2 separate regions of the Homo sapiens genome follow, and region 1 is linked to region 2. The links are chromatin contacts, found by Hi-C or POLR2A ChIA-PET in ENCODE. All regions are on one chromosome and are shown on one strand. Each heading gives the region's core, a stretch centred on a gene start or an enhancer-like site at or near the end of the contact. The rest is flanking DNA. Distances are from core to core; before and after follow the strand shown.

What was found. Hi-C counts contacts between places; a loop is a spot of excess contacts on that map. ChIA-PET counts read pairs that join two places held with the same protein, here RNA polymerase II (POLR2A). Pooled maps may share reads with other maps.
Region 1: a pooled map shows a loop between it and region 2 (3-fold over the local background). The contact joins the enhancer-like site here to the promoter of LINC02576 in region 2. A Hi-C loop is called at or near these places in 2 of 37 single-sample maps with no recorded cell type and 3 of 50 pooled maps. POLR2A ChIA-PET finds 5 or more read pairs at or near these places in 2 of 52 experiments (GM10248 and GM12878).

Annotation. Positions count from the first base shown.
Region 1 is chr2:64,722,933-64,729,147 of GRCh38, forward strand. No RefSeq gene overlaps it. Among named protein-coding and RNA genes, the nearest start is that of SERTAD2, 72 kb to the left of the region's middle. Within about 2 kb of position 4,244, at least 7 of the 41 ENCODE cell types and tissues checked have a DNase peak (open chromatin) inside an H3K27ac peak, as active enhancers do; they include GM12878, where a contact is called at or near this core.
Region 2 is chr2:65,026,072-65,032,545 of GRCh38, forward strand. It overlaps LINC02576 (long intergenic non-protein coding RNA 2576), which reads left to right and starts at 4,656. Exons shown (of 3, transcript NR_183398.1): 1 at 4,656-4,741; 2 at 4,875-5,188. RefSeq lists an enhancer at 5,006-5,869.

The sequences.
Region 1 (6,215 bases), core at 2,994-5,493, 300 kb before region 2:
TCTGAATATGGGTCGTTTGTCTCTTGTGTTCTACATACTTTTCCCAATCTGTCTTTGAGTGAATAGAAGCTCGTCAACAGAAGTCAAACTTATCAGTCTTTTCCTTAATGGTCAGTCTTGTTTATGAAATCTTTCTCTATCCCTAACTCTATATTCCTAATATAGAGTTTTTTCTAAAAGTTTTATTTTAGAAGAATGAGTCACGGAATCATTTAGGTGGGCTACAATCAGCATTTTTAAAATATAAACTACCTTTGAATATAACAGAAAATAGCAGAATGCTTTGCACATAGTGAGGATGAGTATCATTTCAAGGAAATGTATTGCTTTGCATTTCATAGTTAGATCCCTGCTACTACTTACTTATTAGTTATTAAGGATCTCTTTGGGCTTCCAACTATGGCAAGGAACTCTGCCACTCTTCTCTGCATTTTCATGTCACATTCAGAAGTCATCCTGTACTACTGTTACTAAGTTTCCATCTGAATCTTCAAGAGACAGAAGGTTATAGGTTCAAATGTTTCAACAGAAAATTAAAAACTGGAGACCTTAGAGTTCCCCACCCCGCCGCCTTTTTTTTTTTTTTTTTTTTTGAGACGGAGTCTCACTCTGTCGCCCAGGCTGGAGTGCAGTGGCGCGATCTCAACTCACTGCAAGCTCCACCTCCCAGGTTCACGCCATTCTCCTGCCTCAGCCTCCCGAGTACCTGGGACTACAGGTGCCCGCCACGACACCCGGCTAATTTTTTGTATTTTTTAGTAGAGACGGGGTTTCATCGTGTTAGCCAGGATGATCTCGATCTCCTGACCTTGTGACCTGCCCACCTCGGCCCCCCAAAGTGCTGGGATTACACGTGTGAGCCACTGCGCCTGGCCAGAGTTTTTCAACTGATTCCTGGATAGGTAAAGATATCATCCATCCTTTTACAATATCACAATGATCACGAATACTGCCACAATAAAGCTTTCAAGAAAGCTGTATTGATGTTTTGTTTTAAGAGAGAACTGAAAGCACTTTCGGACATTTTCTAGGTCCACAGAATTTCACTATTTCTCAGCAAAAGGTAAATCCAAAACAAAGAGGAGGGAAGCTGATAGCACAGGGCACTTGTTCTAACTTGCTTGACTTTATAAAGGGCTGAGGAGAGGCTCCAGAACATTCCTCAGTAGGAAAGCTGCTGCCATCTCCACCGTGGGAACTGGGAAGGACATTCACGTCACATATTTGTCACCCTTGAGTCCCTAGTATCTTTCTAGAATGTAAGTTATTCCTTCAAGACTCAACAAATATCTATACCCAAATATCTACTGACACATGAACTTACCTGATACTTTTAATGTCTTGTGCAGTATTTTTCAAACTACAGATCATTATACACTGAGTCATGAGATCATTTAGATGAGTTACAGTCAGAATTTTTTAAAAATGAACTACCTTTGAATATAATAGAAAATAGCAGAATGCCTTGTACATAGTAAGGATGAGTATTGTTTCAAGAAAATTTTTCTCAATCAAACCTGTGTCTATATGTGTGTCTCAATGTAAAATACATTTCTTACTGTGGGTTTCTGTCCAAACATTTGAAAGGCACTAGTTGGGCACACTGTACTGAGCATACATGCTGGGTAATTTTCTGCCCAGCAACTATCTCTTATCCAGGGAAATAGCCACCCAGCCACTTATAGTCATATAGGCAAACACACGTGTCACCATATTTCTATGTGACCCTCACCTCATGAGTTACTTGCTTACAATTTTTTTTAACTTGGCAGTCACAGAACTTTTCAGTAACAGAAGCTATAGGATAAATTGCTGGTGGCCATGTTTCCAGCCATACGGAGAAATGTCTGCTCTGAGAAGGAATGGAATAAACATGCAGAAAGAGGCAGAGATGAAAGATGGAGATAATTCTGGCCCTACTGAGGCCAGTTGCATTACTGCTCTTCCCACAGTTTGGTGGCCCAATTCTTTCCTAGATCCTGTAAGCCAGTAAGTCCCCATTTTCCACTAAGTTACTTTCATAGGCTTCTGATGCTTTCAATCAAATATATATGCAACGCCTGTTTTTGTCTAAAGACTTGGGGGCTGAAGTGATGAACTGAAAATTTCAATCCCAATAAATAATAAACACATTATTGTCCTAAAATTCATGAACCTCCCTGTCCTCACCACACTCCATTTATCATGGAAAAGGGAAAACTGGAACAATTCATTAAAAGCTACAAATATAAAAAGATTATTGCCGGCCGGGTGCGGTGGCTCACGCATGTAATCCTAGCACTTTGGGAGGCCAAGGTGGGCGGATCATGAAATCAAGAGATCTAGACCATCCTGGCCAACATGGTGAAACTCCGTCGCTACTAAAAATATAAAAATTAGCTGGGCATGGTGGCACGTGCCTGTAGTCCCAGACACTCGGGAGGCTGAGGCAGGAGAATCACTTGAACCTGGGAGGCGGAGGTTGCAGTGAGCCAAGATCGTGCCACTGCACTCCAGCCTGGCGACAGAGCAAAACTCCGTCCAAAAAAAAAAAAAAAAAATTATTGCTGAAATTCAACTGTCATCTTCACTACTATAATGAAATAAAAAATATTTTGGGGTAAACATGGTAAGTGGAGGTGGAATCCTCAAACCTTCTTTGGCAAAGTTCATGTATGCACTATTTATAATATTTTACTTCTGTCTCTGGCCTGATTTAAAGCCAGTGAGACACATTATGGTAGTTAGGTACTGCACAATCCTTTATCAATAGAGTGTCTTTATTTTTTAAAAACTAACCCAAAATTGGCCAGGCGCATGGTTCACGCCTGTAATCCTAGCACTTTGGGAGGCCAATGCAGGCAGATCACCTGAGGTCAGGAGTTCGAGACCAGCCTGATCTCTACTAAAAATACAAAAATTAGCTGGGCATGGTGGTGGGTGCCTGTAATCCCAGCTTCTCGGGAGGCTGAGGCAGGAGAATTGCTTGATACCGGGAGGTGGAGGTTGCAGTGAGCCGAGATCACACCATTGCATGCACCTGGGCAACAAGAGCGAAACTCCGTCTCAAAAAAAAAAAAAAAAAATACCCTACCCAAAACCATTCGATACTATTGAGTTCTTAGGCCCTGGAGAACTAACTGAGGGCAAAATCACCTGATTATAGCCAAATACTGCTGACTGAGAGGCAGAAACCTGAGTAAATGAAAAGAGGTTGACTAAAAGGCAAAAATGGAAGCTAAGTATGATCCACGCAAAGCAAGCAGGATACTGAATGCGTTTTTATAAGTTAAAGAGAAACTCATCCCTCTAAGAATGTAACACAGCTTCCTCCCATACCTGCTTTATTGGAGACTAGTTTGCCCTTGAAATTTACAATCCAGCTGCCTTTGTGTATATCTGAATATTTCAAGCAGAGTACTGTGAAAACTGACCCACTTATACAATGCAGTTTGTTTAGTTTGGGAAGCAACTATTGAGAAAGACAAACTTAATTCTGGTGCAAATTAGGTCTGTAAAGGCATTCTGTGAGTGTTCATTGGCAAAGTGATCTCTTTCATATAATGGCACTTGTAATTATTCTGATCAATTTTGCATTCCCTATCAATTCATCTTGACTTGGAGACAGCCCAAATTATCAGGGGTGCATTCAGAAAGGCTCTCCAGGTTGTCGGCTGATCAGTGCTGAGGGAAGGCCATGAAACATGTGGCTTGCTCACCATCAGCTCTTTGAAAATGTATTTTAAGGAGTTCAAAGTTATTAGCAGAGCTTTTATAATAAGATATGAGTAATATGGGATTTTCTAAGTTAAAACTTTTAGGGGCAAGACCTAAAGAGAAACTTGGTGCTAACAATCACAGTTTGATTTGCTTTTAATCTTATACTTCAGCTTCTCAGGGATGGGTGGCATTATTCCAAAAGTTCCAAAGTGGCCACAGTTGCTATTTTTCTACAAATAGGAGGTCATATAAGAACATATAAGAAAGGGCTTCTTCATAAATGTTTCCAGATGACCAAGACCAAATTTGGATTATCTATGACATTCTTAGTCTTTTAAATGGCTGAAGACTTAGCACTAGGTGCATTTTCTCCTGGATTAAGTCTCTCCCACTAGATCCAAAAGTCCTCCAGAGCTGGTTCCACACAGGGCTTTGCACAGAGTAGATACTCAGGAATATCTGCTAGAATCTCAAGTCAAATTAGCTCTTGAGACAAGAACTGTACCTCTGTTGAAGGAGGTGTACTTTAACAGAAAGAACACAATGGTCTGAGTTTGAGGAAGTGGGCCCTAGTCTTTGCAATTAACTGGAGTTTCACTTTCCTTATGAAGGGCTTTACTCTAGATTTAGATATATACACATATTTGAACCAAATGGTCCCTAAGGTTCATTCAGCATGGTTCTAAGTAAGAAATAACAAGGCTCCTCTTTTATTCAATTATTGACTTCAAAGTCAATCAAGAAGCTACCCTTTGACGGTACATATGTTCTTATTGTGAGTAACATGGAATGGCCACTGAGGAAGATTTTTAGACGGTGATTTTCTGTGTAAATATGAGAATGACAGGGAAGACAGGAAGCTAGATGCTATCAAAGTGCTGGTTGCATGGTGGAGGGAATACTGGAGCAGGATGGCTCTAATGACTACTAGCTGTATGCCCTTGGACAAGCTGTAAACTCTCAGAAGTCTGTTTCCTCATTTGTAAAATGGGAGACAATACCTCACAAGGTGGTTGTGGCTGTGGGTGTTAAATAGGATAATGCTCATGAGAGCACTTACAAACTGCAAGGCACCATACAAATACAGATGGTATTATTCCTTGTACCAACCTGCCAAAAACGGTTTTTTCAACAAACTCTGAAGTATTAAAATAAAAAGCTAATGTTTTCCCGAAGAACTAAAATTGAAATTCTTTGTTTTCTGCTCATATTATATCTAGGTGTGGAGTGGACAGCAAGACAACTTAAGAGTTAAAATCTAAGCCCAGCGTGGCTCTCCAGCTGGTCTACCACTGACTTCGGTTATCTAACATCTGGCCTCTGCCCTTACTACTATTAGTTTACAATTACAAACAACCTCAGGCAGTGCTGAGAAACTCCATTGCCTGTTAGATGATAAGCTGGGGCACTTTAGGAATTGTTTTGCTTTGTTTTGTTTTTAACTTAAATTTGGTTTGGGCAGACCCCCTGCTGCCATTCCTGTAAGAATAGGTGTGGGTTTCCCCAAGGGCAGTGTTGGGGAAGACCCGGACTGGCATGCATGCTGCACTGGCTGATTTCTGCACTGCATTCCACAAGGTGCCCACAGCACTGCAAGGGCTGCCCTCTGCTTGAGCTCCTGCATGGCTGCTCCCTGCATGAGTAGCTTACGTGCGGCACGGCTGCTCCTTGCATGGGCAGCTCCAGCAAGGCCAGCACAATGCATTGCACGGGCCGCTCTCTGCACGCACCACTCCACGCTCACAGCAGCCCCAGACTTTGAGACTTTAACTGCAGAACAGAAGTGAGAGGCTTCGGCTGGCAGCTGTTAGTTGCTCCTTATTCTTTGTCACTCACAGAAAAAAGAGAAAGATGGTAAGAAGGCAGTGACTTGTTTTCTTTGTTTCTTCATAAATGGAGGCTTTAAGAATATTCTATAGGCCGGGCGCGGTGGCTCACGCCTGTAATCCCAGCACTTTGGGAGGCCGAGGCGGGCGGATCACGAGGTCAGGAGATCGAGACCATCCCGGCTAAAACGGTGAAACCCCGTCTCTACTAAAAATACAAAAAAATTAGCCGGGCGTAGTGGCGGGCGCCTGTAGTCCCAGCTACTTGGGAGGCTGAGGCAGGAGAATGGCGTGAACCCGGGAGGCGGAGCTTGCAGTGAGCCGAGATCCCGCCACTGCACTCCAGCCTGGGTGACAGAGCGAGACTCCGTCTCAAAAAAAAAAAAAAAAAGAATATTCTATATACTTTATTCCTTCAGCCTGCTGTAATTTTAGTATCATCGTTTAAAGGCAAAACATTTTTTCCATTTAATGCAATAAAATGCAAAATAAATAGCCCTTTTAGATTGTTTTACTTTATTCAGTAAGATACATTTCTTTCACCCAAAATTTTTTTTTTTTTTTTTTTTTGAGACGAAGTCTTGCTCAGTCGCCTAGGCTGGAGTGCAGTGGTGCAATCTTGGCTCACTGCAACCTCCGCCTCCCAGGTTCAAGTGATTCTCCTGCCTCAGCCTCCCGAGTAGCTGGGAC
Region 2 (6,474 bases), core at 3,406-5,905:
ATCTCATGACAAAAGCATGGCCCTGAGATCTTGTGAGTGGTAGCCCACTCCATTCAGTCCTTCCAGAAACACAGTACAACAATGGTCAGGCCTGAAAGAGCCCCGATGCTAAAGAGCACAGTGTTATAAACCCAACAAACTGATCTACAGGGGAGAAGTCAGTTTCATAGTTTCCTTTAGGTGCGGGGAGAGCAGCCTGTGGAAGTGCTGGGAATGCTCTATTTCTTGATCTGGATGGGTGTTTGCTTTGTGATAATTCATTAAGCTATACACTTATGTGGCTTGTTTGCTTTTGGGGGATGGAGTCTCGCTCTCTCACCCAGGCTGGAGTACAGAGGTGCCATCTCGGTTCACTGCAACCTCCACCTCCCGGGCTCAAGTAATTCTCCTGCCTCAGCCTCCCGAGGAGCTGGGATTACAGGCTTGCTCCACCACACTCAGCTAATTTTTGTATTTTTTTTAGTATAGACGGGGTTTCGCCATGTTGGCCAGGGCTGGTCTAGAACTCCTAACCTCAAGTGATCTGCCCGCCTTGGCCTCCCAAAGTGCTGGGATTACAAGCCATTTATGTTTAATAAGTGTACGCTTTTACTTTTCACAAAGTGAGAAGAAAAAACCAGGGGTGTAGGAGCGGGGTGGTAATTAGGGCCCAATGGAAGACTCTCTGTAGCGGTTACCAGTCACTTTGGATGACCATGTCTTTTCTTGGCTGTCCTGTGAGCCATCAGAAATTATCTCAGCTAATTACACCTTGGTCATCTAGAGCAATGGTCAGCAAACTATGGCTCACAGGCCACAGCCAGCCCACTGCCTGTTTCTGTACGGCCCATGGGTAGTGCCCCAGCACATTAGCAGCATGAGCGACAGAGGCCAAGCGTGGGTGTTTCCCTCCACCCCGTCAGGGCTGACTTGCCCATGAGGCACAGGACTCGCAGGACCTGAGGCCCACAATGCTTTTAGGGGCCCACAAAATTATTATTATTATTTTGAAACAAGGTGTTGCTCTGTTGCCCAGGCTGGAGTACGGTAGCATGATCACAGCTCACTGCAGCCTCCACCTTCTGGGCTAAAGCGATTGTCCCACCTTAGCCTCCCAAAGTGCTGAGATTACAGGCATGAGCCGCTGCTCCAGCCCTACAAAAATATTTTCATTTGCTTTTAAATCAGAAAAATGTCCCCAGGACATTGGGATGACGTACGTGAACAGGTGGCTTGACACTCATAGCAGGGACGCATGGATGATTTTCCTATTATCAGTTTTTGGTCTGCAACAAAATGAGGTACTGAAATTCTGGCAAGTCTTTGCCGAGCCCTAGGATGACTTGGGCTTGTAGGGCTCCCCAGGGGAGCAGCCCCCATTAGCAGAACCTCCCCCCACACCCCACACCCCACACCCCTACACACAGAGAAAGTGGGCATAGCAGGGTCTCTTCCTCAATAAAGTGCTAGCTGAGGAGTCACTTGTCCAGGAATCCCTGATCTCACCCATTTCCACTTCACTAAAGCACACTGAAAAGCATTAGCCTGATATATACAAGATACCTGATGTATACATATCCATGGAGATTTAAGAAAGAAAGCAACCATCAACTGCTAAAATACTTCCCTGGAAGCTCAGCTCTTCCATCAAAACCCAAATCCAATCTGTCCCTAAGAGTGAGAGTCAAGGACAAAAGCACACCCATTTTTAGTAAATCCGTGGCCTGCTGGGAACGTGAGTCATTGCCCCTGGGTACCCAGCACCACTTTATACATATAGAAGATAGTATGAAGTGACAAATGGATGAAGAACTTTAAAAATCTTTAGAGGACTGAATCGTTATCATTCCTTATTTCTAATGTTTTACTGTAGTGTTTTCCTTCAGATAAAATTCCCTGTGTTCCACAGTAGGCTGCATGATGGGAGCAGGACCATGAGAGAGTGAGCCGGATGTACTCTGGGGCTGACTTGGTAGTAGCCGTGTGTCCTTGGGCCGGCCACTTCCCCTTCCTGGCCTTGTTTTCCTCATCTGTGAACTGCGGGGTTGGACTAGACGGTCCCTGAGTTCTAAGTCTCTTCTACTCCACTGCTGATAGAATGTGAAGGAAAATTGGAAAGGAAGACTTTCCAAGAGGGACAGCAGACCAGGAATAAGAGTCCACAGTGGCACTTTTCTTGCCTGTGGTTCCCAATCTGGATGCATATTACACTACTCTGGGAACCCTGAAAAATCCCATGCCCAGGCCATACCTGAAAGCAAATAACCAAAATTTCTGGGGGTGGGACCCAAGCACCAGTATTTTCAAAGCTGCCCAGGGGTTTCAGCCAAGGCTGACAACTGCCGGGTCAGCAGCACTGTGGGCAGCCTAGGAATTCTGCATTTAACAAGCTCCTGGCAAATACTTGGGCATGTGAGTGTTTGAGAATCACAGACCTAGTACCCTCAGCATCTGTGGGCACCCTGGTTCATGGTCTTTTCTGGAAAACTCCATTCTAGGTAATTTCCCAAAAGCCTCTAACTACAGTGGCCATGGATGACCTCATTTGAGGGGAAATCTACTCTTGTTTACACTCTGTCAGCCAAGGAGATGATCTTTCCCCAGATAAAACTGAAATGCAGGCCAGGCATAGTGGCTCACGCCTGTAATCCCAGCACTTTGGGAGGCTGAGGCAGGTGGATCACCTGAGGTCAGGAGTTCAAGGCCAGCCTGACCAACATGGTGAAACCCCATCTCTACAAAAATTAGCCAGGTGTGGTGGCGCACGCCTGTAGTCCCAGCTACTCAGGAGGCTGAGACAGGAGAATTGCTTGAACCCAGGAGGCAGAGGTTGCAGTGAGCTGAGATCACACCATTGCACTCCAGCCTGGGCAATAGAGCGAGACTCTGTAAGTGCCTCTATTGGTGTCTTGCAATACAATGTCTCAAAAACAAAAAACAAACAAAAAAACTGCAATGCAATTCATACTCTGGTTGTTGTAACATGGACAATTACAGAATCATCATTTCCATTTTTCATCTTGCTGACTACCTGTGGTTCCATTAAGAATCAAGAATTCTTTTTTTTTTTTTTTTTTTTTTTGAGATGGAGTCTCGCTCTGTTGCCCAGGATGGAGTGGAGTGGCTCGATCTCGGCTCACTGCAACCTCCGCCTCCCAGGTTCAAGCAATTCTTTTGCCTCAGCCTCCTGAGTAGCTGTAACAACAGGCGTGTGCCACCACACCCAGCTAATTTTTCTATTTTTAGTAGAGAAGAGGTTTCACCATATTGGCCAGGCTGGTCTCAAACTCCGGACCTCATGATACGCCCGCCTTGGCCTCCCAAAGTGCTGGGATTACAGGTGTGAGCCACCAAGCCTGGCCAAGAATCAAGAATTCTTTAAGAAGAGACAGTCTTTGAATGGGAAGCTGGCCTCCAGCCACAAATGCTACTTACTACAAAAACCCACGAGGTTACTTATTTGAAAGCCTCAGACAATGCCTGTGGAAAGAGGAAGAAAAGCCACATTCACAAGGATAAATAGGGCAGAGTAGAAGCCCTATCCACTGGTTCTCAATGTTGAAGGCTCATTAGATTCATCCACGCTAAAAAAAAAAAACAAAAAACCAACCCACCAGCACTCCACCCACAAAGATTCTGATTAAACTGGTTTGGGTTTGTGCCTGAATACTGGGATTTTCTTTTCTTTTTAAATTTTTATAAAGGGGAAAGTGGCCTGGTATGGTGGCTCGCTCCTGTAATCCCAGCACTTTGGGAGGCCAAGGCAGTAGAATCACTTGAGCCCAGGCGTTCGAGACTAGCCTGGGTAACATAGTGAGACTCTATCTCTACAAAAAAATTTTAAAAATTAGCCAGGTGTGGTAGCACGTGCCTGTGGTCTCAGCTACTCGGGAGGCTGAGGTGGGATGATCATTTGAACCCAGGAGGTTAAGGCTGCAGTGACCCATGTTCATGCTGCTGCACTTCAGCCTAGGAAACAGTGAGACCTTGTCTTAAAAAAGCCAATACACCACTAGGGTCAGTAAGGTGAGTGGAATCCTGGGGTCCTCCAAACTTCCCTGGCCTTCTCCCCACTTTCCTCTTTATTTTTGTTTTGTTTTTTGCCATATATTGGCATTTTTAAAAAGAGCCCAGGCCGTGTGCAGTGGCTCACACCTGTAATCCCAGCACTTTGAGAGGCTGAGGCAGGCGGATCACCTGAGGTCAGGAGTTCAAGACCAGCCTGGCCAACATAGTGAAGCCCCACCTCTACTAAAGATAAAAAAAAAATTAGCCAGGCATGGTGGCACTCGCCTGTAATCCCAGCTACTCAGGAGGCTGAGGCAGGAGAATCGCTTGAACCCTGGAGGCAGAGGTTGCAGTGAGCTGAGATTGCGCCACTGCGCTCCAGCCTGGGCAAGAGAGAGACTCCGTCTCTAAATAAATAAATAAATAAATAAATAAATAAATATTTTTTAAAAGAGCCCAGGCGATTCTATAGTAACACACAAACAAGGCTGCAAATCCTGGACTGGCCGCTTCACATCCCTTTCTTAGCACAGGTGCCTTCTCTTCCTAGTTAGTGCTATTTGCATGAAGCATTTCCAGGTGACTTTCAACTTCCCTATATTCAAACGTCCTGCCATCCGCTCTTTTGCATAATAAAAGTACATATGCCACACTGAGTATTGTTCTGTGTAAAGCTGATGGTGCTGTTCACATCAGAAATTGCAGCACTGAAGAACAGAGTTCATGCAGACTTTTACAACATGCATCAGCTACAGTGAGTATTCTTGCATGCTTTTGGCCAATGCAAGCTCTCATGGCACGCTGTACTGTAAGCTCCGGGTCGGTGTGCACTTCTGTTTTGTTCCTGCATTTCAAGCCATGCGAATTGACATGTTTTCTTCCCCAAGGCATTTGTTTGTTGATGGTACCAGCTGTCAAAAACCAAGCAAGTGGCAGTGCTAGAGGTGCCACAAAAGTGCGAAGGAAGTGTCAGGCTGGATGTCAAAATGAACACCTTGGAGAACTGGATGATGGAACAGACGGTAAAAATCAGCTAAACATCAGAGAAAATGGAGGAAGAGGTCAAAACTGTGAACAGGAACTAGAAGAAAGTGTAGCAGAAAAAGACTTGTCACAAACTTCGAGAGATTTGGAGAAAATGATGTCAAAACACATCTTCCTCAAGCCCATGCTGAGTATCTCTGATTTGGTTAATTTCTTGGTAAGTGTTCCAAGTACAGACAACAAAGCAGAAAAGCACTGATTACAGGGAAGAATTAAAGAATGTACAGAATTTCTGGGACGGATAGGGAAACAGGTGGGTGGCTAATAGCCAGGAACAATGTAGTTAAGAGTGCTGAGTTTCCGCAGCAGGTGCTTGCCCACACCTGTGACATTAGGAACCGGGCAGTGGAGCCTCCCTCAGAGCTACCCCAATCAGATCTCCCAGCAAGCTCTACCCCATACGGCCCATGCCCACCTTCCCAGCTGCAGCTTCTGAGTTTCACACAGGTGCTCTGCTTGGCAGACCTGCAAGGAAGTCTGAAAAAGCAGTTTGTGGTTTTCCGTCTGTGCAGCTCAGGAAGGTACACCTGATGGGAGTTAGCTGGGCTTTGGCTAGCCAACCTGCAGGGTCTGGAACTGCTTCTGTTTGCAGGACGCATCCCCCTATTCCAGACAAGCTCTGGATTCCCCTAAGTGCCTATTACATGACAAAGGCAGGCTTTGTGAATGAGCGAATACATCAAACCCTCTCATAGTGCTGCTGCCTACCAGCCAGTGGGTCTGTTTCTGTGCTGCCACCAACTTTGTTGAGCAATATTTGTCTTACAGCTATTTTGAGTATTTTATTGCACTGCCTTTGTTCTTTTATTCCACCCCTCTTCCTCTCTCTCTAAGTGAAAGAAGTGAAGTAACGATATTTGTGATAAGAAGTGTAGTCTCATACATTTTATGAAACTGAAACAATTAAAATTACCAGTAGTATCCGAAGCAGCCTATCTATATCCTCAATGAGACCTCAGTGGGAAAAAAGATCTACTGCCTCTTCACCTGTAAATAACACGTGAAACTGCTAAGACCGTGTTATTGAAGAATGTGGCTAGTGGGCAGAGTGCCATTTGGAATTTTATAGTCGTCATTATCTTTCTGGGAGTGGAACCTCCCTTATAACGTGGAAGGCTATTTTCAACTTTTGCACTTTTTTACTTGGATGCCTTTTCCAGACTCTGTTAACGTTTGGAATTGGGTTTCACTCTACAGAGAAAGAGAAGCAGGAGGACAGGTGTAGAGGGGAGGAGAGGGAGGACCGTGGGTCGCAGATTGGGCCTATTCCCCTGCACTCACCACTTTGTCTGTCACTGCCAGCCCGCTCCCCCCTTTTCAGATACCAACACCAGGCCAGGGGTGACAGCCCAGGAAGGTGGCATCCACAGCCCTCAGCCCTCTGTCCTTGTCATTCACTCCTACCAGTCCTCAGCCCTCTTATCTGTCTGGGAGTGAGATGAA